3 separate regions of the Homo sapiens genome follow, and regions 1 and 2 are each linked to region 3. A link is a loop called in an ENCODE intact Hi-C map of the cell type or tissue named here. Cell type or tissue: GM12878. All regions are shown on one strand. Region 1 overlaps CACNB2 (calcium voltage-gated channel auxiliary subunit beta 2). Region 2 overlaps CACNB2 (calcium voltage-gated channel auxiliary subunit beta 2). Region 3 overlaps CACNB2 (calcium voltage-gated channel auxiliary subunit beta 2).

What was found. A loop is a pair of places that touch in the nucleus more often than their neighbours do. Peaks named below come from ENCODE experiments on the same cell type or tissue, not always from the same donor. Only the 100,000 strongest peaks of a DNase experiment are listed, where the experiment ranks them.
Region 1: a loop joins it to region 3, with 2.6 times the contacts of the local background. A loop is called at or near these places in 2 of 110 quality-filtered maps.
Region 2: it touches region 3 in a loop (2.6-fold over the local background); 3 of 110 quality-filtered maps call a loop at or near these places.

The regions. Positions count from the first base shown.
Region 1 is chr10:18,453,960-18,461,959 of GRCh38, forward strand. The region is part of intron 3 of CACNB2 (calcium voltage-gated channel auxiliary subunit beta 2); the gene reads left to right. Among named protein-coding and RNA genes, the nearest start is that of CACNB2-AS1, 81 kb to the right of the region's middle. In GM12878, no CTCF peak of the experiment used is centred here; a DNase peak (open chromatin) is centred at 3,202.
Region 2 is chr10:18,468,473-18,476,472 of GRCh38, forward strand. All of the region lies in intron 3 of CACNB2 (calcium voltage-gated channel auxiliary subunit beta 2), which reads left to right. Among named protein-coding and RNA genes, the nearest start is that of CACNB2-AS1, 67 kb to the right of the region's middle. RefSeq lists an enhancer at 3,522-3,741. In GM12878, a CTCF peak has its summit at 4,700 (motif pointing left); a DNase peak (open chromatin) is centred at 3,629.
Region 3 is chr10:18,395,743-18,403,742 of GRCh38, forward strand. CACNB2 (calcium voltage-gated channel auxiliary subunit beta 2) reads left to right here. Exons shown (of 14, transcript NM_201596.3): 3 at 6,182-6,301. Among named protein-coding and RNA genes, the nearest start is that of CACNB2-AS2, 140 kb to the left of the region's middle. In GM12878, no CTCF peak of the experiment used is centred here; DNase peaks (open chromatin) are centred at 3,579 and 4,739.

The sequences.
Region 1 (8,000 bases), 58 kb after region 3:
TAGCATGGAGGTGCCTGGAGGCCTGCGTTTGTGTTTCACTTGTTTCTGATTGTACTCCCAGGAACAAGCCCAGCGCCTTTCCCACAATAGGTATTGTATAAATAATGAATGAATGAAGACAGTCTCTATTCTCTTGAAATGTAAACAGGACAGTGAGGGGTAAAATAAAATGGACAGTTATCATGTAGAGTGATGGGTGCTTTGATGGGAGAAGGGTTCTGTCCCTTAGGAACATTCAGGGGAAGTAGTACCAAATACTCAGGAATTAGAGAAAGGGTCCAACAGAAAATGATATCTACAGATTTCAAGGATCCCTAATAAGTACCTATATTGTGTTACTGTATTAACATTAATGTTTCATTTAAAACCAGCGTTTTTCAACCTTTGTCATTAATCGCCCCCTTAAGGGGCCTTTTCTAGGCAGTTTTTTTCCTAATCACCATCCCTCCCTCCATAAAATTTCATACCACAGACATGTCTATACCACCGTGTATTTTTCTAGGTACTGTATGTGTATCTCTACTTTATACTCAAAATGAGTAAGATTGTTTTTTTACCCCCTAAGAACAAACGTTTGCCCCCTTGGGGATGAGATTGCCCCTGTTGGGAATGCATATATTAAAGCATTTAATATCAATCATAGGACCAAGTTTTAAAGAAAATGCAGTTGGTACGTCTGCACAGTACTTGCACTTTAAATGTCAATGGACTGTGTAGTATTTCAAAAGCACACACATGCACAATTTTCTTTCCAATGGAGGAGACAGATGATACTGGTTTTTTCAAAAGTGTGATATCGATGGATACTGTGGCTCACGCCTGCAATCTCAGTATTTTGGGAGGCCAAGGCAGGAGAATTGCTTGAGGCCAGGAGTTCAAGGCCTGCCTGGGCAACATAGAAAGACTGCCCCCCGCTACAAAAAAATTAAAAAATTAGCCAGACGTGATAGCAGGCACCTGTGGTCCCAGCTGCTGTGGAGGCCAAGGTGGGAGGATCACTGGAGTGCAGGAGTTCAAGGCTGCAGTGAGCTATGACTGTGCCACTGCAGCCTTGGGTGACAGAGTGAGACCCAATCTCTTAAAAAAAAAAAAAAAAGTGGTATTCGTACTCATTGACGTGAAAAGTCAACACCAAAGTCATAATGAGAGTTCACATAATAATATCCACCAATATGTGCCTCTGGAAAAAGCATTAAAAGGTGCATCAGAGGAACTTATATTTTTAGGAAAAAGTGTGACAGACAAATGCACAGCAGTCATTGCACAGTTTGGAAAGGAACATGTGGGGGCTGGTTGACTCCAAGAGTGCTTGGTGATAGGTTGGGTTGGTGACTTAGTAAGAAAGTGTTGCCTAAGACTTTGATTTAGAAACGGCACTTAAGTTATTAGGTAGATGAGTGCTGATAGAGTTACTTGGAAGAACTGAGGTAGGAGAGCTGTGTTTGAAGATTCCTGGAGATAAGAAAACATTTTCAGAGAAAGAGTGAGTAATCTGGTTTACATTCTGCTATTGCTGTTGTTGGAGGTTAATTCTGTTGGGAACACCTGTGTTCACACAGGTAAATACCAACTGGCTCTTCCTTAGGGGATAAATAGTGTATAAAGTTGGTGTAGAAAATGCTGGTGAAGGAGTTTTTAGTAATGGAACTTAGCCCAAGGGCAAATTGTATATCACTCAACACTTTTCACTTGCTTATCTTTCAGGAATTTTAAGAAGGTTAAGGCACTAAGGTTCCTTAAGTGTTTTAACTCTGCAGGCCCCATCTGTGTTCCAGCTGCTGTTCTGCAACTGCAAATGGATTCTGCTTTAGTATGATAATAAGAAGGTCATAACCCAGCAAAAGTGGTGGGCTTCTAACTCTATCCTTTTAGCAGAATTTCTTTTCATTAGCTGAGTAGAATTGAGCTTCACTGGTTGGCAGTGAAATGAGGCATGGCCTAGCTTGATGGTCCATGAAGGATGCTCACTGAGGGTGACATTTTGTTCCATTAAAGCTGATGTTTCTATTTATACCAAGGATAGTTTGTGCAGTTACACCGGAAATAAGATATTTCCTGCGTTTACAGACATCTACATGCTTGCCTTTTTTTCCATTTCCCACTGAACCAGTCTCGTTGTTGTCAATTATTCTTCTTCCTCTATTTAATGGAATCTTTACTTTCTTGACAGATGAATGTACATGACCACTTTCATAATGCCTCTCCCTTAAGAAACTTCCTACTGATCTTGGCCAGGCACGGTGGCTCACACCTGTGATCCCAGCACTTTGGGAGGCTGAGGCGGGCTTATCATTTCAGGCCAGGAGTTCGAGAACGGCCTGACCAAAACCCCGCCTCTACTGAAAATAGGAAAATTAGCCAGGTGTGGTGGTACACACCTGTAATCCCAGCTACTTGGGAGGCTGAGGCAGGAGGATCACTTGAACCTGGGAGGCGAAGGGTGCAGTGAGCCAAGATCACACCCACTACACTCCAGCCTGGATGACAGAGCAAGACTCCATCTCAAGAAAATAAAATAAACAACCAGTTCTCATGAGAATCCTATCACGAGAACAGCGCCAAGATATAGTGCTAAACCATTCATAGGCCACCCTTATGAGCCAATCACCTCCCACCAGGCCCCACCTCCAACACTGAGGATTACAATTTGACATGAGATTTGGGTGGGGTCACAGATCCAAACTGTATCACTTTCCATTCCTCCAGGCCTAGCAACCACTATTCTACTTTCTGCGTCTATGATGTTGACCATTCTAACTACCTGGTATGAGTGGAATCATATATTTGTCCTTTTGTGACTGGCTAATTTTACTTAGGATAATGTCCTCAGAGTTCACCCATGTTATAGCATTTATCAGAATTTCTTTCCTTTTTAAGGCAGAATAATATTCCACCGTATGCATATACCACAATTGGGTTTATTTGATTCATCTATTGGTGGACATTCGGGTTGCTTCCACCTTTTGGCTACTGTAAATAATGCAGCCTTCCTCCTGTTCCCTTTCTCCCCTTAAGGGCCCTTCAGACCTCTGCCTTCTACCACTGGGCATAGTCTACACACAGATCATGACTTTTGGCTACTGTCAGTAATGATGCTATGAGCATGGGTGCACAAATACACCTCCAAGAACTTTGGGTGTGGGTGTATGTTTAGACAGAGTTTCACTCTGTGTCCAAGCTGCAGTGCAGTGTGCAGTCATGGTTCACTGCAGGCTCAACCTCCTGGGGCTGCGTGATCCTCCTGCCTCAGCTTCCTGGGTAACCAGGACTACAGACATGCGCCACCACAACCAACTAATTTTTCATTTTCTATAGAGACGGGACCTCTGTATGTTGCCTAGGCTGATTTTGAACTACTGGGCTCACAGTATCCTCCTGCCTTAGCCTCCCAAAGTGCTGGAATTACAGGCATGAGCCACCACACTTGGCCCTCCAAGAACTTTTGAAATAAACTCTATTAATTATATTCAGAAAACTTAATGCTATCACCTTAGACTGTATAGCATAAATTAAGTTCCTCCCACATAGCAATGCCTCCTTTTAAGATGCTGCTGGGTAATAGTCCTTAGTTTAAATATGTCCCAGCTCTCCTTAGCACAGCAGCAGTCTTTTACATTAACTTTTTAGAGTAAAAGAAAAATTAGGAGAGGGCCGGTCGCGGTGGCTCATGCCTGTAATCCAAGCACTTTGGGAGGCTGAGGTGGGCGGATCACCTGAGGTCAGGAGTTCAAGACCAGCCTGACCAACATGGAGAAACCCCGTCTCTACTGAAAATACAAAATTAGTTGGGCATGGTGGCACATGCCTGAAATCCCAGCTACGTGGGAGGCTGAGGCAGGAGAATCACTTGAACCCGGGAGGCGGAGGTTGTGGTGAGCCAAGATTGCACCATTGTACTCCAGCCTGGGTGACAAGAGCAAAACTCCATCTCAAAAAAGGAAAAAAAAAAGGAGAAAATGTTTGGAGAAGTACTAAATATAAAAATCAACTTATTTTTAGTAGAATGTATTTGTTCTCAACACAGCTAATTGTTTTAGATAATTACCAGCCTTGGACTACAGACACATTTCACTAAGCCAGAAAATTATTTTTGAAATATTTTGATGATGCAGAGAAATCATTTAACCAATTCTGCTATCTCATTGTCTTTTATGAAACACTCCCTTTAAAAATATACAAGTATTTTAGACTATGCAAACATTTACGCTTGTTTGAAACTAAGTAATAAAATCTATTAAGGTTTTCTGTTGCAAATGAATTCATATCTTCCTGTGGAGTCATAATTTAAGATAAAAATAGTGAGATTCAAGTTCAAAAACAAATTTGGCAAATCAAGTATTGTAAAAGTCTAGGAAATGTGAAAATTTTATTCTAGTTGACTTTCATGTTTTACTATTAATTTGCATGTGGTGAATTCCTACTTGCATTGATTCTAAAAGGTTGTATAAACTGTATGAGGATGGGAATTGTGTCTGTTTCATTTACTGTATGCTCAGTACATACTAGTACTCAACACATACTAGTCTCAATACATGCTGGGTACATACAAATGAATAATTACAACAGTATCATTTAGAAACTCTTCCATAGTCTTTCTTCATGCCTTAACATGGAATTAATAAACAAAATTTTAAGAAATGTCCTACATATAAGACAAAAAGGTCCCAAAGGATATAAATAATAGTCCTAATAAAATCAAGATTTTTTTTCACTTGTTATTAGCATCCTAACTGCAATGGCCAACTAATTCAAAGGCCTATGCATACTATTATACTATTAACAGTAGGAAAAAAGTAAGGTGAACTTTTTTTTTTTTTTTTTTTTGAGACAGAGTCTCACTCTGTTGCCTAGGCTGGAGGGCAATGGCGTGATCTTGGCTCACTGCAACCTCCGCCTCCCAGGTTCAAGCAATTCTCCTGCCTCAGCCTCCCAGGTAGCTAGGATTACAAGCACCCGCCATCATGCCCAGCTAATTTTTGCATTTTTGTAGAGATGGGTTTTCACCATGTTGGCCAGGCTGGTCTTGAACTCCTCACCTCAGGTCATCTCCCCGCCTCGGCCTCCCAAAGTGCTGGGATTACAGGCGCGAGCCACTGCACCTGGCCCAAGATGAACTTTCACAAACATTTTTTAAAAAGACTTCTGCTCCTGTTGATAGCTCAACATTGAAGATACTATGAATTTTTAGTTAAAAATTTTAAAAACATACAGTTTTGGCTTCTGTCAAAAGAATATTGCTGCCTCATTGTCACAGCTATAGCCAAGAACATTAAAATCTCATGTCCTAATGACACTAGAAACATTAGACCAATTGTCATTTGCCCCTCCCAGCTATCATTTTTCTGTTTCTTCTGCAGAAATATCACTATCCTTTGGAACAATTTTGAAGGAAGGAGGTGGCTGAGATTATCCCATGGGACTTGTGGTTTTCTGGACTGAGACCATTCTTTCAGAGTTTCATGGGGCTGACCGCCACCACACCACAAATCACCTCAATGCTGGGAATACCTGAATCATCCAGGCTTTACACAGCCATACAGTGGTGCTGCCAGTTAGGAGCTAAGAATTTCTCACCTGGCTGTGGTGCTCTATGGCATGACCAATGCTTGGGTGAAATTCACCAAAAACAGCAAATAGTTATTTCTCCCTTTTTTATTATTATGTATCATATTATTGCTAACTAAAAAGATCCATAATGTTCTAGATATGTTATGTAGTTATTTGGGCAGTTCTTACTCTCCAGCTGTTTGTAAAAGTAGAATGCTGGCCGGGCGCAGTGGCTCACGCCTGTAATCCCAGCACTTTGGAAGGCCGTGATGGGTGGATCACCTGAGGTCAGGAGTTCAAGACCAACCTGGCCAACATTCTGTCTCTACAGAAATACAAAAATTACCTGGGAATGACGATGGGTGCCTGTAATCTCAGCTACTCGGGAGGCTGAGGTGAAAGAATTACTTGAACCCAGGAGGCCGAGGTTGCAGTGAGCCGAGATCGCACCACTGCACTCCAGCCTGGGCAACAGAGCGAGACTCCATCTCAAAAGAAAAGGAAAAAAAGTCGAATACTAACATATTTGGGTTTCATTTAAGAAAATCATATCTTACATTATTATTTATGTATGTATATGTCCATACATATATACACACGTACACACATATTCTCAAATGGCAAGTGGGATCATGGACATCTATAATCATGCATAAAAGAAAGGCCTGGGAGAGATTAGGAGTGTTGTTTTAATTCATGTTTTACCTCTTTGTTTGTGGCTGTCAGTAGATTAACATAAAGCATGTTGGAAAGAACCAGGGATTATCTTCTAGCCCAATGTATTCAACTTCTGTTTGCACATTTACATTCTTTCTCTGAATGATGAGCTCTCGGAGGTTTAGTAGGGATAAGTTCCAAGGGAAGCCTTTCTCAAATTCATCACTTACAACATTTATACACACAGCTCTGATAGTTAAGTAGGACTGACTTTTTCTAATATGTGTAGGGATATTTCAAAATTATTTCTATTTTTTCCTGTGGGAGTTCTGATGTATACAAGCCTAGAGATTGAGTTTAGTGATGGTGCCAGGGAAGATTTTCTTTTCGGCAGGTTAAAAAGTCTTTGAAACCCTCCCATTTAAAAAAATAAATAAAGGATTCTGGTTGGGCATGCTGGCTCACACCTGTAATCCCAACACCTTGGGAGGTCAAGGCGGGAAGATCACTTGAGCCCAGGAGTTCGAGAGCAGCCTGGACAATGTAGTGAAACCCCATCTCTACAAAAAATACAAAAATTATTATGTATGGTAGGGCACACCTGTGGCCCCAGCTACTCAGGAAGATGAGGTGGGAAGACCACTTGAGCGTGGGAGGTTGAAGCTGCAGTGAGCTGTGATAGTGCCACTGCACTCCAGCCTGGGTGAAAAAGCAAGATCTTTCCAAAAAAAAAAAAAAAAATCCACTTTTTGCTCTATTTCTTTTCTTTCCTTTTTCTTTTTTGAGACCGAGTTTCGTTCTTGTTGCCCAAGCTGGAGGGCAATGGCGTGATCTTGGCTCACTGCAGCCTCCGCCTCCTGGGTTCAAGCTATTCTCCTGCCTCAGCCTCCCGAGTAGCTGGGATTACAGTCATGCGCCACCACGCCCAGAAAATTTTGTGTTTTTAGTAGAGATGGGGTTTCTCCATGTTGATCACCCATCCTTACCTGATCTGCACACCTCGGCCTCCCAAAGTGCTGGGAATACAGGCATGAGCCACTGCGCCCTGCCTTTCTTGCTCTATCTTTACACCAGCATCCCTTCTTCAATTACACACAATTCTTTCGATCCCTATCCTCAAGGTGCCAGGCGTTATTCCACCTTTATCTTTTGAACTTTATCCAGAGTGACTGTCTTGCTGTAACAGATCACTCTCTGGTCAGACCCCTTTCAAGGCTTTAACTTTCTTGTTTGATAGCATTCTCCCTTTTCAGTTCCTTTCAAATCCAGTGTTCATGACTTCCCTGATTCTATCAAGATATATTTATATTTTTTGAATGTGTGTGCTTTAAGCCAGTGGTCCCCAACCTTTTTGGCACCAGGGAACGAGTTTCCTGGAAGACTATTTTTCCACAGGTGGGGAGGGGGTGGGAGATGGTTTTGGGATGAAACTGTTCCACCCCAGATCATCAGGCATTAGTTAGAGTCTCAACCTAGATCCCTCCCATGTGCAGTTCACAACAGGGTTCACGCTGCAATGAAAATCTAATGCCACCCACTCACCCACTGCTCACCGCCCCCAGCTGTGCAGGAGACCCCTGCTTTAGGCATTTCGATAAAGCTTTTTTTTTTTTTTTTTTTTTTGGCGTTGTACCATCACCCAACTCTGCAACTCCTCGAACAGTATGAGTGGGAAATGCCAGTGGCTTCCAATCTATCCTTTGGCACTCGAGGAGGGAGTTTATCCAGTATCTGATAAGACATAGCTGCCTTGGCATCTGCAAACTTTCCTGGAGCTCTGGAGAGATGTCTGAAAT
Region 2 (8,000 bases), 73 kb after region 3:
AACAAAACAAACAGACAAACAACCTTTAAGTTATACAGCTAAATATAAAGTTCACCCCAAACTTAGTAAATCTGAATCTGCAGGCATTCAGGCAAAACTGCAGACTGAGCGTCTGATTTTTTTTGTTTTGTTTTATTTTGTTTTGAGACGGAGTTTTACTCCTGTTACCCAGGCTAGAGGGTAGTGGCACAATCTCAGCTCACTGCAACCTCTGCCTCCCGAGTTCAAGCAATTCTCCTGCCTCAGCCTGTGGAGTAGCTGGGATTATAGGCACGCACCACCACACCCAGCTAATTTTGTATTTTTAGTAAAGATGGGGTTTCTGCATGTTGGTCAGGCTGGTCTCAAACTCCAGATCTCAGGTGATTCGCCCGCCCTAGCCTCCCAAAGTGCTGGGATTACAGGCATGAGCCACCATGCCTGGCCATGCATCTGAATTTTTTAAAGGTGCCATAAGTGATATACAGCCAGGTGGTTACTATAAAATGTTTGCAGATAACTGGCACTGGTTGCTATGAAGAAGCAAATATTTTTAAATTTAATAATATTAAGAATTGTTTGACCCAGGAGTGCAAAAGCAGCCTGGGCAACAAAGCGAGACCCTGTCTCTACAAAAATTAAAATTAGAAAATCAGCCATGCATGGTGGTCCCAGCTACTCTGGAGGCTGAGGTGGGAGGATTGCTTGGGCCCAGGTGGTCCATCCTGCAGTGAGCTATGAGTGCACCACTGCACTCCAGCCTGGGTGACAGAGGGAGACCCTGTCTCAGGGAGAAAAAAAGAGAAAGCACAGAGCCTAGTTTGTTATATCACCCTTGGGGGTTCAAGGTCAGCACCATGGACATCGCCATTGGATGGGTTGGTTTTTATCATTCCTTCCTTCACACCAGTCTGTCAATTACCCCATCTTCCTTTATTTCGTTGCTAATATTTATGCCTCTCTAGTGTCATCCCACTTGATGTATTTAATATGTTGTTGGCAAGCATGGCAGTTAGCTCAACTTTTTAGCAGCTGTATTTTGAATGAAAACCAACCTCATGTTCCAAGTCCTCTTGCTTAATTCTAGCAAATTCCTAAACTGTATCCAAATCTAGAAGTCTGACCCCTATGTGGGGTGGTTCTTAGGAAAACTTATTTAGACTGTATTACAAGTAGTTCGGTTCTAACCTCTTAATTTTACATTTGTACAAATTGAGGCTCAGAGAGATGACGTTCTTGAGATGGAGAGTTACTGATAATAAACTAAGTTCAACAGTGTTTTCATGGTTTGGTCCAGAAGTTACTATAAAATCGTAACCACATCCATGGAAGGAATATCTAGTTACTAATAAAAATAAATCTAATGGTTGATACAGTTTCTCTAAATCCTCCCTACTCTTTATTAAAACCTATTTAACCACATTTATACATGTTTATGTACAATGTTATCCACCCCAATAAGTCCTGGGATCTTGAGGTTAAGAGTCCTGGTTCTATTCATCTTTGAATACAACCCAACAACAAAAACAGAGATTAATTATACTCATATTTTTTCTTTATCATGCTATAAATCCACTTTGCAGTTAATATCTATGAAAATTAATGAACATTTAAAATAAAGTATTCAACTTAGGAATTGAATATATATTATATATTTATTGAATGCGTTTTCATCTCTATTTAAGAAAACCAGATAATTGCACTAGCCAAAATAAAAAAATTTAAAATCCACATTAAAAAGAAATGTATTCAGGGCCAGGCATGGTGCCTCATGCATGTAATCCCAGCACTTTGGGAGGCTGAGGCTGGAGGATCACCTGAGGTCTGGAGTTTGAGGTTGGCCTGGCCAACATGTATATAATATATATATTGTATATAATGTATAGTATATATCATATAGACTGTGATATATTGCATATATTATATATAGACTATGATATACAGCATGTGTTACATATAGTATATAACATATGGTGTATATTATATGTGGTATATATTATATAGAGACTGATATACTGTATTGTATATATTACATATGATATACTGGATAGACTATGATATACTGTGTATATTATATATACTATTTACGTTATTCTGTATATATTATATATACACTATATCTCTCACCTTTCTATCTAAACCTGCTTCAGTTGCATTGCATGGAGCCTTTGCATACAGTTTGTTCACCCCTAAATTATACATGCAGTTCACCAGATCCTATTACGCTATGTCTGTTCCCCCTTTAAATTGATTTTTCACAAGCACTTAGCTTGGTGTCTTCAGCGTCTGGCACCTGGTAGGCATTGAGATGTTTGTTGCAATCTTTCTCAAATGCTGGGTGTGGATGGTGGTGGTGTCAGCAGCAGAATTAAAAGATAAAGGAAACCATCTGTCCTTAAAGGAACTCACCCTGGTCACAGAGACTGACATGCAAGGGGAAAGGGTATGAATGTATGAGCCAAGCATGCCAGTGTCCGTTCTCCTGGTTCCCAACAACAGTGTTAATTTTATGGTAGATGCCATTTCAAGTCCCACAGCCATCGATGTGGTCAAATGAAAGGTGTTACACAGGGCCGGGTGCGGTGGGTCACACCTGTAATCCCAGAGCTTTGGGAGGCCAAGGTGGGTGGATCACCTTAGGTTAGGAGTTCAAGACCAGCCTGGCCAACATGGTGAAACCCCATCTCTACTAAAAATACAAAAAATTAGCTGGGCATGGTGGCGGGTGCCTGTAATCCCAGCTACTCGGGAGGCTGAGGCAGGAGAATAGCTTGAACCCAGGAGGCGGAGGTTGCATTGAGCCAAGATCATGCCACAGCACTCCAGCCTGGGCAACAAGAGTGAAACTCCATCTCAGAAAGAAAGAAAGGAAGAAAGGTATTGAACAGAATTGAAAAGTTTGTCAGATGAGTGTTTCTGGAAGACCTTAAAATTAAGAAATTATTTGTTCATAATAAAGACTACCCTTTTCCCTACAGAATGTAATTAAGATATTTATTTTTTATAACCTAAAAATTCGTCTTTGTCAGTATCATTTTCTGCAAGATAGGAAGCTATTATCCTGCAGCCACTGGTTTTTGTGAAACTGCCCATGGTTTACGCCTTTGTATTTTTTTCCTGTGTCCTCTGGAGCACTAGTTAGCCAAAGTCTAAAATTGGAGCAGAAATTATGGGGCAGTGGAGTTGGAATTACAGCTTAGACTCCTGTCTCTACCACATGTAACTATGGCCTGCCATCTGATGTTCTTCATTTGCAAAGTGGGAATAATAGTACTTAATATACCTGTTGAAAATATTTGACTTTCTGACTCAGAAGGGATCTTAAAAATGTCCTTTTATAATTGAGGTAAAGAAGAAATCGCTAGGTAGGGAAATGTATGTAGTAAATGATGAAATCTGTAAAGATGTTTTAAAAATTGTAAATACCTCTACAAATATCATATACTACTCAAGCAACATCCTAACATCACTAGGCATTTGTTTTCTGTTTAACTGCCTTTGGAAGACCTGCATGTAAAGTAACAAATATGTCTCACCCCAGACGTGTTCAACTCCCGTATCTCCCTTTTTCATTACAGTCATCTCTCTGGCTCCTTCACTGCCCCCATTCCTATCCATCTGCTCTTTGATGTCATATGCACCTTACAGGTTTCAGTTTCTCTTCCCGGCTTTGCTTTCTTTTCTGCTTGTCTTGAGCCCCATGGTTGACTAGCTGAAGCATTCTCGAATAAGGAGTCTCAATTCCTTTAATATCCGGCCCACTTTTCTTCTTTTTTTTTTTTTTTTTTTTTTTTTTTTTTTTTGACATGGAGTCTCGCTCTGTCACCCAGGCTGGAATGCAGTGCTGGGATCTCGGCTCACTGCAACCTCTACCTCCTGGGTTCAAGTGATTCTTTTGCCTCAGCCTCTCGAGTAGCTGGGACTACAGGTGCACGCCACCATACATGGCTAATTTTTGTATTTTTAGTACAGATGGGGTTTCACCATGTTGGCCAGGCTGGTCTTGAATTCCTGACCTCAGGTGATCCGCCCGCCTTGGCCTCCCAAAGTGCTGGGATTACAGGCATGAGCCACTGTGCCTGGCCCCCAGCCCATTTTTCTACGCTTCTTGCCTACCTTGGTTCCATGATAAAAGCCACCTCCTTAGCCTGTTAACCCATACAATGGAGGTTTAGGGAGTGGGTGGAAGAGCTTTAGTGTCTTTGGTTTAAATTTAGGTCTGTTTTAAAATTGTGTCTGATACAACCACATCTCCTTAATAAACGTATTGGTTTACTATTTTCAGTTCAGTCTTTAGAAAACAAGCAGCCTTTCAGGAAGAATTTCAGAGAGGTTTGGTTCTCAAATTTTGTGTGCTTCTAAATATTCTTTATACCTTGCTTCAAAATGTAGCTACCTGAGCTCACCTTTCTGTAGCCATTTCAGTTTATTAGGTTTGGGGTGAAATGTGCCATTTGTATTTTCAACAAGCCCCACCCCAGCTGCTGAAAATGATGCAAAATCAAATTTGAGCATCGCTGCTGTAGAATACATTCTCTCTTTCTTCCAATGGAGAGTTCCATTCCTGAATGTGGGATATGTTGAAATGGTGCAGCCAAATTTGCATTGTTGTTCGGTAATATCAGTGGTTCTTAATCAAAGACATGTATGAGAATCAACTGTGGTGCTTTTGAAGGTCATCACTAAAAATTGTCCACGCTTTAGCTCCACCCACTGGCAATTCTGTGAAATACTTTTCAGGTGGGGCCCCGCTCGCCTGTTAACGTATCACAGGTGATTTCTACTTGGTATAATATGGTATGACCCATCTGCAGTGGAAACAAATGCCTGTTTTGGATAGGAGTATTTCAATTCAAGTTAATATGAATTGATAAATACACAGGTAATATTTGGGTTGTTATTCAAAGAACTTATAAAAGTCATATCTTGTAAAAGTCTATAGATTTATTACAGCCTTTTAAAAAATATTGCCAGGCCCCAAGCCCTGAAAATATGTTGCGCTTGCTCCTTCCCTTACTGAAATCACATTTAAATTCAGAATCACCAGTGCTAGTTTACTTTCAGTTCAAGACAGCAAGCCTGAAAATAGCCTTAATGACGCATGCAGAGCATTTTCCTAGGAACAGACTCTGGACTTATTAGTGTCTGGAGCCATCAGTCAATACTTTTCTGGTGCACTGGTGTGTTAGTAAGGGATGCCAGAAATGCGTGCCTTCTCTTATCAGTCACCCGGAGAATTCACGTAACTTGCTTTAAATAGCCGAAGTGAAGAAGGAGATTGACTTTACAGTTGTGTTTGCTTCTTTAAAAAATATACTTATCTTTTCCTAGCTGTAAAATAGCAATCGAAAACTGCCATCTAAAGTGAAAAATAATTCCCTAAGGTTTCAATAGGGTTTTTCTTGTATCAGAACCAGGGCCAGGGTGTAACTGGATTTAAGTGCCAGACAAGGAGCTAGAAGCTGCAGGTGCAGCTCCCCGCCACGCTGCTCTCTGTGACCTTGAGTGAGACACAAAATTGCTGGGCTTCCGTTTTTCATTTTAAAATGCGAGGGTTGGATTTGCTCGCTAAGAGCTCTTTTATCTCTAATAGTTAAGATGATGGAACATGATGTTTTGAGATGTTTTGCTGAAATTTCTCACATAGAAAATGGGCCTTCTGAAAACATATAATTATAGTTTTGGGTAGGAAGAAGCTGTCATGGTGGCGAAGGGGAACATTGCAAATCTGAACATGACCGCAGCTGGCGGGAGAATAATGTGTTAGAATTGAAAGGCACCCTGCAGACTTGCTGTTTAATGTACAAAGAAGCCTAGGGCCGGAGGGGCAGGGGGACTCTCAGGGACAGTGGAATCTGGCTCAACGGTCACCCTCTGGTAGCAAGCAAGACCTGTCTCTGTGACAGGTCTCAATCAATGGAGAAGCTTATTTTGCCGACGTTAAGGACATGCCTAGGCTCAGCGTCCTAAACTAAGCCAAGTGCACCAAGCCAGGTGCTCAGGCTCCTAAACTAAGGTGCAATTAGGCAATCAGCATGGATTGTTAGACTGTACAAAGGTGGAGATGCCAATTCCCCAACTGTTTTCCTAGGGGTTGTGTTCCCACACACGCACTTTCTCCTTAGTAACAGCGCACGGCTCCTGACCTGGATGGGTGGCCTTAGATCTGTGAAGCACATCTACCTTGCCTTGAGAAAGATGCAACTCAATGTTGGCTTCCTTAGCTCCGTGCCACTCAGCATTGCAGCACCGAAAGGAAAACTGTTTCCTCTCTACTCTCCCACTACTCTCAATTCTTCCAACAACAGATGTGGGTTGTTTTCCCCCCCAACAGCAAGCAGTTCTCCAGTTCTCTGCAGATGCTAATGCCACGTCCTGCAATTCAATTCTGACCTTATCTACCTGGAGTTAGTGCAGACCCAACAGGTTGAAGGCTGAGTCCCAAAAGACTGTCCCCACTTCAGATGCCAGTCGCACAAGTGATGAGTCTCCAGGTTATCCTCAACTTCTGTCCAACTCAACTACAGATCAGAGGTTCCCATGGCCCCCTACTCAGGTTCTATAATTTGCTAGAAGGGCTCATAAAACTCAAGAGAACAGCCGACTTACTAGATGACTAGTTTATTATAAGAGGATACAACTCAGGAACAGCCAGAGGAGAGAGGGATGGGAGAGGGTGCAGAACATCCATGCCGTATCTAGGTACGCCACCCTTCCAGCACGGCCCTGGGGTCACACACCTGGAAGCTCTCAGATCTCCATCCTTTTGGGTTTTTATGGAAGCTTTGTTACTTAGGCACCATTGACTAAATCACTGGCCACTGGCGATTAAGTCAGTCTCCAACCCTTTTCCTGTCTCTAGAGGTCAGGGTGTTGGGGCGGAAAGTTCAAACACTTTAATATTACGGTTGGTTCCTCTGGCACCCAGGCCCCATCCCAAGGCTCTCCAGGAGACCCCAGCCACCAGTCATTCATTAGCATGCCAAAAGACACTTAACACTTTGGAGAGTATAAGAGTTTTAGGAGCTGCATTCCAGTAAACAGGTGTGCAGATCAGATAAGCATTTCTTATTGTATTGCAGTATCAGAGATGATGCTCACCGCTGGACCACATTCCAAGATATGGCTCCACTTATTGATCTTTGAATGAAGGGGTACCTTATTGATCCTCCCCCTGACCTTACCCCAAATAACAAATCATACCAGTACTAAACTGGCAGAACTCAAGATTGGTTAGGAAAGATCCTCTGAAACTTCGTATAATGACAGTTACCTTGTTTTGAGTGTGTCCCCTGTGCCAGGCACTGTGCTGAGAGCTTTGTGTGTTCAGACTCACTTCACAGTTACAAAACCCTCTTTAATATGTGGGAACTGGGCTTGAAATGGTTTAGGTACACGGTCCAGTTCATAGCCAATGTTGTGTTACTAGAAAGGGATCCCAATACAGACCCTGAGAGTGGGTTCTTGGACCTTGTGCAAGGAAGAATTCAGGGCAAGGCCATAGAGTAAGGTGAAAGCAATTTGTTAGAGAAGTTAAAAAAAGAAAAAAGAATGGCTACTCCATAGGCAGAGCAGCAGCATGGGCTGCTTAACTGAATATACTTATAGTTATTTCTTGATTATATACTAAACAAGCAGTGGATTGTTCATGAGTTTTCCAGGAAAGGTGTGGGCAGTTCCTGAAACTGAGGGTTCCTCCCCCTTTTAGACTATATAGGGTAACTTCCTGACATTGCCATGGCATCTATAAACTGTCCTGGCACTGGTAGGAGTGTCTTTTAACATGTTAATGCATTGTAATTAGTGTATTATTGTTACAGTGGAGGGTGTCCACGTTCTTGGCGTCTTCAACAAAGAATTGGACAAAACCCACAAAGCAAGGAAAGAATGAAGCAACAAAAGCAGAGATTTATTGAAAACAAAGTATACTCTACATAGAGTGAGAGCAGCCAAAGCAAGCAGCTCAAGAGCCCGGTTACAGAATTTTGTGGGGTTTACGTACCCTCTAGAGGTTTCCTGTG
Region 3 (8,000 bases):
GTATTGCTATCACCTCTGTTACTATTTTGACACTCAGCTAAATGATAGGTCAATCACATTTGAGATTTTCATCATCGTATGAATTTGAATAATAATTACACGACAGTTTGCAAACTAAGGTATACAATGTTTATGCAACTGTCCCGCATCTTGGCACGCTATGTCATTTTTCAGTGTTTAGAGTCAGGATCTCTCATCAGTACATAGTTGATGATTTTATTGTTATTATTTTGAGACAGGGTCTCCCTCTGTCACCCAAGCTGGAGTACAGTGTTGTATTCTCTGCTCACTGCAGCCTCTGCCTCCTAGGTTCAAGCGATTCTCCTGCCTCAGCCTCCCGAGTAGCTGGGACCACAGGCACCTGCCACCACGCCTGGCTAATTTTTGTATTTTTAGTAGAGATGGGGTTTCACCATGTTGCCCCGGCTGGTCTTGAACTCCTGGCCTCAAGTGATCTGCCTGCCTCTGCCTCCCAAAGTGCTGGGATTACAGGCATGAGCCAGCATGCAGCCCATAGTTTATGATTTTATTTATGAAGAAACCAGTAAAGCAGAGAATAGCAATTCAGATTTCTTGCATCTACATTGCACCAGAGAACAGAAGGTAATTCTAAACTGTGAAAAGAGATGACAACACCATGAAAAATGAAAGAATTATCTCCCTTCCCCCACAGACAATACAAGATAGAACCCTTTCCCCTTGGTCCTGGCCCGCTGAAGTCTATCCCATTTTGATTGATGATTGATTGAGACGGAGTCTCGCTCTGTTGCCAGGCTGGAGTGCAGTGGCACAGTCTCAGCTCACTGCAACCTCCACCTCCAGGGTTCAAGCGATTCTCCTGCCTCAGCCTCCCGAGTAGCTGGGATTATATGCATGTGCCACCACACCTGGCTAATTTTTGTATTTTTAGTAGAGACAGGGTTTCACCATGTTGGTCAGGCTGGTCTCGAACTCCTGACCACAGGTGATCCACCCACCTCGGCTTCCCAAAGTGCTGGGATTACAGTTGTGAGCTATTGTGCCTGGCCCCATTTTGCTTTATTTTAAAATATGTGGGCCTGACCAGCAAGCAATGAGTTTGCCATTGGGTCAGCATCGTCCTATGCATGAGGAGGTGGTCTAAAATCTTGAGGATTTTGATGAGTTATAGCTTTGTCTAGAATCAGACTGGCCTTTGGATTCATAAAAAGTTGATTTTGCTCAAGAACATGGCTTTAAGACTTCATATAAAGATTTCCTACAGAAAGAGAAGAACACAATTTGGGATCCAAGATGCCGCTATGAAATAGGCTTACAACTCTTATCTTTTGGGCTTTAAAAGAGAAAAATACAAGAATGCTCCAAAATACTGATGCTGAAAATATAGATGACTGTGAAACAGCAGAGTACAGCATCAAAACAGCAAAGTATATAAATTTTTTAAAGCATTAAAGAAAAAGGGTGGCCAGGTGTAGTGGCTCAAGCCAGTAATCCCAGCACTTTGGGAGGCCGAGGTGGGCAGATCACCTGAGGTCAGGAGTTCAAGACCAGACCGGTCAACATGGCAAAACCGTCTCTACTGAAAATACAAAAATTAGCCGGGCCTGGTGGCGCATGCCTGTAATTTCAGCTACTCTGGAGGCTGAGGCAGGAGAATCACGTGAACCTAGGAGACAGAGGTTACAGTGAGGCAAGATTGAGCCACTGCACTCTAGCCTGGGCAACAGAGTGAGACTATCTCAAAAAAGAAAAAAGAAAAAAGAAAGGGTGACGCTTTCTTGTGTGAACGTTAGACATAAAAGTGGAAAAACAATGAAACCCCGTCTCTACTAAAAATACAAAAATTAGCCGAGTGTGGTGGTGCACATCTGTAATCCCAGCTACTCAGGAGGCTGAGGCAGGAGAATTGCTTGGAGCCAGGAGATGGAGGTTGCAGTGAGCTGAGATCATGCCATTGCACTCCAGCCTGGGCAGCAGAGCAAAAGCGAGACTCCGTCTCAAAAAAAAAAAAAAAAAAAAAAAGTGGAAAAAGAAATTGAAGAGTAGATAAAAGCATAAATTAATCCAGTGATATGCAATTTTCCTATGAGCAATGAACCCACAAAGTGAGAGCTCTAAGGATAAAAGGTGATGATCCTGGGAGGAACTATTAGTACACAGTAGTACAAGTTACATTTTCAGAAATGTCCAAATAGAAATGCAGGTATTAAGATGTAGAAAAGGAAATCTGGGTAGCTGAAATGTGATGCACTGACAAGGACAAATACTGCAAAAGACCAGCTAATCACGTTGTAAGAGCCCTAGAGATCAAGGGTACATTTTGTAATGAACCTATTCCGGAGTTATGGAAACGACCGCCAGCTGTTCCTGACTGAAGACTACTTGAGGCACGATGACCCAGAAAGTCCATATGTTTCCAAAGATAAAAGCTTAATTAGATATATCACTTCTAACTGAATAAATCCACACTCCCACAAGAAAGGAGATTAACTGTAAGGCATATGTCAGGAGGGTGACTTTCAAACATGCAACAGCTTCAGATACTGAAACATGCTACTATTTAACTGTGGCTGTCTTTGGATGGGAGACTTTCAGGGGATCGTTATTTGTGTGTCTTTCAATGCTGGGTGCATATAACTTCTATAACGAAAAATATTTTGAGGCTGGGTGAGGTGGCTCACACCTGTAAACCCAACACTTTGGGAGGCTGAGGCAGGAGGATTGCTTGAGCCCAGGAGTTTGAGACCAGCCAGCCTGGGCAACATAGTGAGACCCATCTCTACAAAAAATAATTTAAAAATTAGCTAGGAATGGGAGCACATGCTTGTATTCCCAGCTGCTTGGGAGGCTGAAGCCGGAGGATCACTTTCGCCCAGGAGGTCAAGGCTGCAGTAAGCCATGATTGCATCACTGCAGTCTATCAAGCCTGGGTGACAGTGAGACTGTCACACACACACACACACACACACATACACACACACACACACACACACAATTGTTTTTGTGTGAAAGTATATACTATCAGAGATACAAGGAATGAAGGTAATCCAGCTCTTTCTATGCTTCTATGAACTACTCTAAAGATCAATTGGTAGTCACATCCTGTATTATAAAATAGTCAAGCCATTGCCAAAAGTCATTGAAGAGATTTTTGTTTTTAACTGCTATTTAAACCTGGAAACAGGTCTCAAAGTGACTATGCAATGTAAAAGCTCCATCTGAATATTAGCAAAGGACTTTTTATATCTTATTTTAAAATAATGAATGAGACCGGGAATGCGACCGCGGGAATGAGACCGCACAAAATTATGTGTGGGTGTTATGCGGCCCTCTCTTTATGTACTTCCTGTCATTGCTGGGTTCTTACTGATAGAAGCTTTGTCTTTTCATTGAGGTGTGACTTGAACCTGTAGCGGGGTGATTGGGTCTAACATGGCAAGACTGGTGACAGTGGGGACAGGGGCCCCTTATGGGGTATAATTATGCTTCCTGGTAATTTTCTACTGTGCTGCTACTACTATAAGAAGCCCTCTAGGAAGATCAGGAATCCCCTACCAGGTGTGTATGTGTTGACACACTCATTTCTCCCTTGTAAATTTGCTTGAACGAAGAGTTTGCAGTGCATTTTTATCCCCCATGCATTTTACAGTCACATCATAACAATAGGTGATCTATTAATTTACGTCAAGATACCACAATTGAGGTACAACTGATCACTAACTTTCATTCTGAAACCCCTATTCTACGTATTTTCTAGTATTTGGGTCTTGAAGATTATATTAGTGCAGAGTGCCAGGTGGGGAGGGAGGAAGGGTAGAAGGGAGGAGGAGGGAGGAAGACTTTTTGAGATAGGGTCTCACTATGTTGCCCAGGCTGGTCTCGAACTCATGGGCTCAAGCAATCCTCCCACTTTGGCCTCCCAGAGTCCTAGGGTTACGGTCGTGAGCCACTGCAGCCAGCTGTGGTTCTTAAGTATTCTTAAGAACACTTTTTTTTTTCATTTTTATTTGTACAAAATATTCTCCCACCACACTCAAACAAATGCAGTTTAGACTACAATGAGAGCATTTTGTTTATGTCAAGAAAACAAAGTGTATATTTCTTAATAAGTAAACTTTTAAAATGTAATTTCATTAGTACAGGAAATTAATAACTTTAGTGTCTTTCCTTCTTCAGCCTCACTCACCTCATCTACAAGCAGAGTTGGGACTCAATTATTCTGTGAATTTTAACTCCAACTAATAAATTAACCAAGCTTTGAAATTTCCTTGTAAGTATGGTTATAACAATTCACACTGCTGTTTATGCCAGTGGCTTTATTTCAAATGGTAGTTTCTCAGTTGGAGAAGCAGTTCGAAGTCATTTTGAGCTCCTTTAAACTCAACGCTTTATAAAGCGGTGATTACTTTCGTGTCCTAATTAAATGGCCACGTCACTCTCTTGCATCTTGTTTGGAAAGTCACAAGCAATAAAGAACTGTGCTATATTATGACTGATGAGCATTATTTGATTTTTGCTATGCAATATTGCATATGATATTTACTACCTGTGAACCTCCTTGTGGTATAGGACACACTTAGTGGAGCAGGTAATGGAAAGGGATTATTAAAGGAAACGATCTCATGCTTTGTTTTTGAGAGAAGGTTTCATCTGAAACAGAAACAGACACACATACCACGAGCCCGATTACTATAGAACCGAAGAGACCTTTCCAGCTGTTTACACTTCGGATGTAAAATGGCAATTTGACATAGACTAACAGTGTGATGTGAGCATCTGCGTAAAAAGGCGACATATGGAGCATGCCCAGTGTGGGAGTGCGTCCTCCTCCCTCCGCCTCCCCCCTCCCCCTCGAGATCTCCAAAGATAAGGCTTGAACTTTGCACTTGCAAATGTCACTGCATACGTTTTTGCACTAGTTTTTTTTTTTTTTTTTCTGCGATTCTTTTACAACTAATTTCTTTTAACAATTTGAGCGCAGGGAAGAGAATGTTTAGGGTTATGAGATGCATTAAGTTTAGAACGAGTTGATGCTCGGCTTTTGAATGCACTTGTCTTCTTTATTTTTAAAGCAATATAAAGCACTCGAGTGTGTGTTTTCAGCCCCTCCTGGAATGGGAAAATAAGAATCTCCCTGGATGGGAGTCCTCTGGGGCAGGGAGTGAAAGCCCCGGAGGCAGAAAGGGACGGAGAACAGGGGCTTGCCCAGAGCATGGATAGGAAAGGAGCTGGGGTTCTCCGGGGCTCAGCGCGCACTGAGAACCTGTGCCCGGGGCTGCAGCTGCGGACGATAAAGGCGCTGTCTGGCTCATGAAGGCCACCTGGATCAGGCTTCTGAAAAGAGCCAAGGGAGGAAGGCTGAAGAATTCTGATATCTGTGTAAGCGCAAGGGCTTTCGTTTGTGGGGAGAGGTTATTTTGTCTCTGCTTTTCTGTTGTTGCAGTGAGTGCAGGTAGAGAGGGTGGTTTGATTTGGTTAATCGGATCATGATTGCAGGAGAGGGAAGCTAGGGAGATTCCTCTCATTTTTTGAGCTCCTTTTCCTAGGTTGTGATTAATTGCCAGATGAGCTATCCCAGGCAGGTGTTTTCTGTAGACGGCTTTTTATTAAATCTAGGTAAAGGTATTTTAAAATGTGTTGCTGGAAGATGGAGTGAAGTTAGCTGCTAGTGTCTTACAGTTTTATCAGAGAAAATAGCAGGTGTATAAAAAGGTAAACAAGGCTTTTTCAGATTAAAGTGGGAATCATGTCATGGTAGTGACATTTTGGAGAGTTCAAGTTTATAACTCAGACTTTCTTTCATGTTTTTGTTAAGCTTAATGTCCTCCTAGTTTCAAATACCTGCTTTAGCATGTAGATTGTTCTTGAAGCTATCCTTGAAACCCATCGTTGTCCTTCAGTTCTGCACTGCACCATCAAGCTGTTTAATTATAAAACCAACTTGTTCTGGCTTCCAGGAAGGATAGTTTTTTGGAATATAAAGCTTGGGAAGGAATGGCAACTCAGTAGACACAACTATTCTATTGAATGTCTGCAAACCAGAGCATGGTTTTCTAGATAGGTTGCTGCAAAATGAATTATTTTCTCCTCTTTTCAGGAAAGTATAGAACAATCCGGGAAGCTAACTGCTGTGTCGATGAGACTTTTCCAATGCAAACATCATAGACTGAATCTACTTTAAAATGTACATTTTCCTCTCCAGGGTTCGGCAGACTCCTACACTAGCCGTCCATCCGATTCCGATGTATCTCTGGAGGAGGACCGGGAGGCAGTGCGCAGAGAAGCGGAGCGGCAGGCCCAGGCACAGTTGGAAAAAGCAAAGGTAAAATCGTTTCCTCCCTGCCAAGATCTTTGCAAGTTGTGCTGTGCCCCTGATAGACCACCTGTGGGAGTTTCCCCTAAAGGTTGTTTGATCTATTAGAGAATTTCATTGTCTGGTTTTAGAAAGGTACAAAAAATGGAGCCTAGTTTCTTCCCTTGGTAGAAAAAGGAAGTGTGGTATGTAAGACTGGTCTTCTATGTTGTTTTATAATCCAAGCAACTCTTTTCTGTGGGTGGATGGCTTATTTGGACACATACAAAAGGATCCTTGAATTTGCCAAGAGGAAAAACTGCACCTAATATCAACATGTTTTACTTCATTTCCACAGTAAACTATATCTCTGTTAAGAAAAAAAAAAAAAACAGACTGACTTCAAGCTATTGTTTATTTTCTTAGACTTGAACAGTTTTTCCCCTGAATTTTACTTCATAGGTGTTTTATGTTAGTATCCTGTATTTTCAAAATGGATTACATTATGCTTTTCCAAAAGCAACAGAGGATTTTATTGATTTTTAAAAGTTTCTTCTCTTAGAACATGTTCTTCTCCATTCCATCTTAATAAAGTGTGTATATATGGAGGGGAGACTGCAAAGCAGCTATGAAATAGATAGTTACAGGATTCATCTCAGGCCATGTCTCATTTCAGTCATTGCAGTGATTTGAATTCTTTCTCCCATGCTGTCCTTGGAATAGTGGCTATTTCTAAAGCATAGATTGTTCGAGTTGAAGGTGGCTTGGTTTGTGGGATACTCAGTCACTTCTCAATGAACCTATTTTAACATGGTTGTTGATTTTCCTTTGAAAAACTTGTTTTGAAAAAGGCTAAGTGCCTTGTTGATCATGCTAGAAATACCAGGATAGCATTTCTACTGCCTGCCTCATCTCTGAGATGAGTAAAATCTATGTGTGTTGCTATGGGAATTGTGGTTAGGAGATTCTGGTTTGAATGCATGGACAGCCCTTATGTAATACATTATTCATGACCTCTAGTGCGGCTGCCATCATAGTCTACTGAGGAACTGCCAGGAGACCTTGACTTCTAAAAAGCAGTACTTTTGTATATCAGAATGATGTTCTTACCTCGCCTGGCAGGGAAATTTTCTCCAGGACTGACAGTCTTCTCTGAAAGGCAGTTCATAAATAGCAGATGCAGGGAGGGTTTTGTGATGGTGGAAACTGATAAAACTGGACGTGGCCCAGTTGCCATCAATGAATCTGCTCTACCAATGTTAGCCACGTAGAACATTGTGAAGTTGAAATTAAATAATGAAGAACATTAAATAATGTATGACAGTCTGCATTGTAGTTAATATAGGTTGCAGCTGAGAGTCTGAATTCTATATTCTATATTTTGCATTGTGTGTAAAGAAGAGTACAAAAAAACTACAGTTTGTATTCCGAAAATAAGATTGTTCTATTTGCGGCTAATTTATTCATGTAAGTTTCACATACCAAAATTGAACAGTTTCTCGGGCTTATATGCCATCATGATACAGCCCAATAGACTGTAGGTTTGGTTTTCAATTGTTATGTAATTGGGGCATTTTTGTTCATGACTCTGTGGCTGTGTCATGAGTTAGATGACATTGCTGCAAAGAACTTTTAAAGTATCTTTTAACCAAGCATGGATCGAAATGTTGCTCCTAAATCAAACCAGGGTCGTGTTACTTGTCCTACAGCCTAAAAAGATGATAGTTAG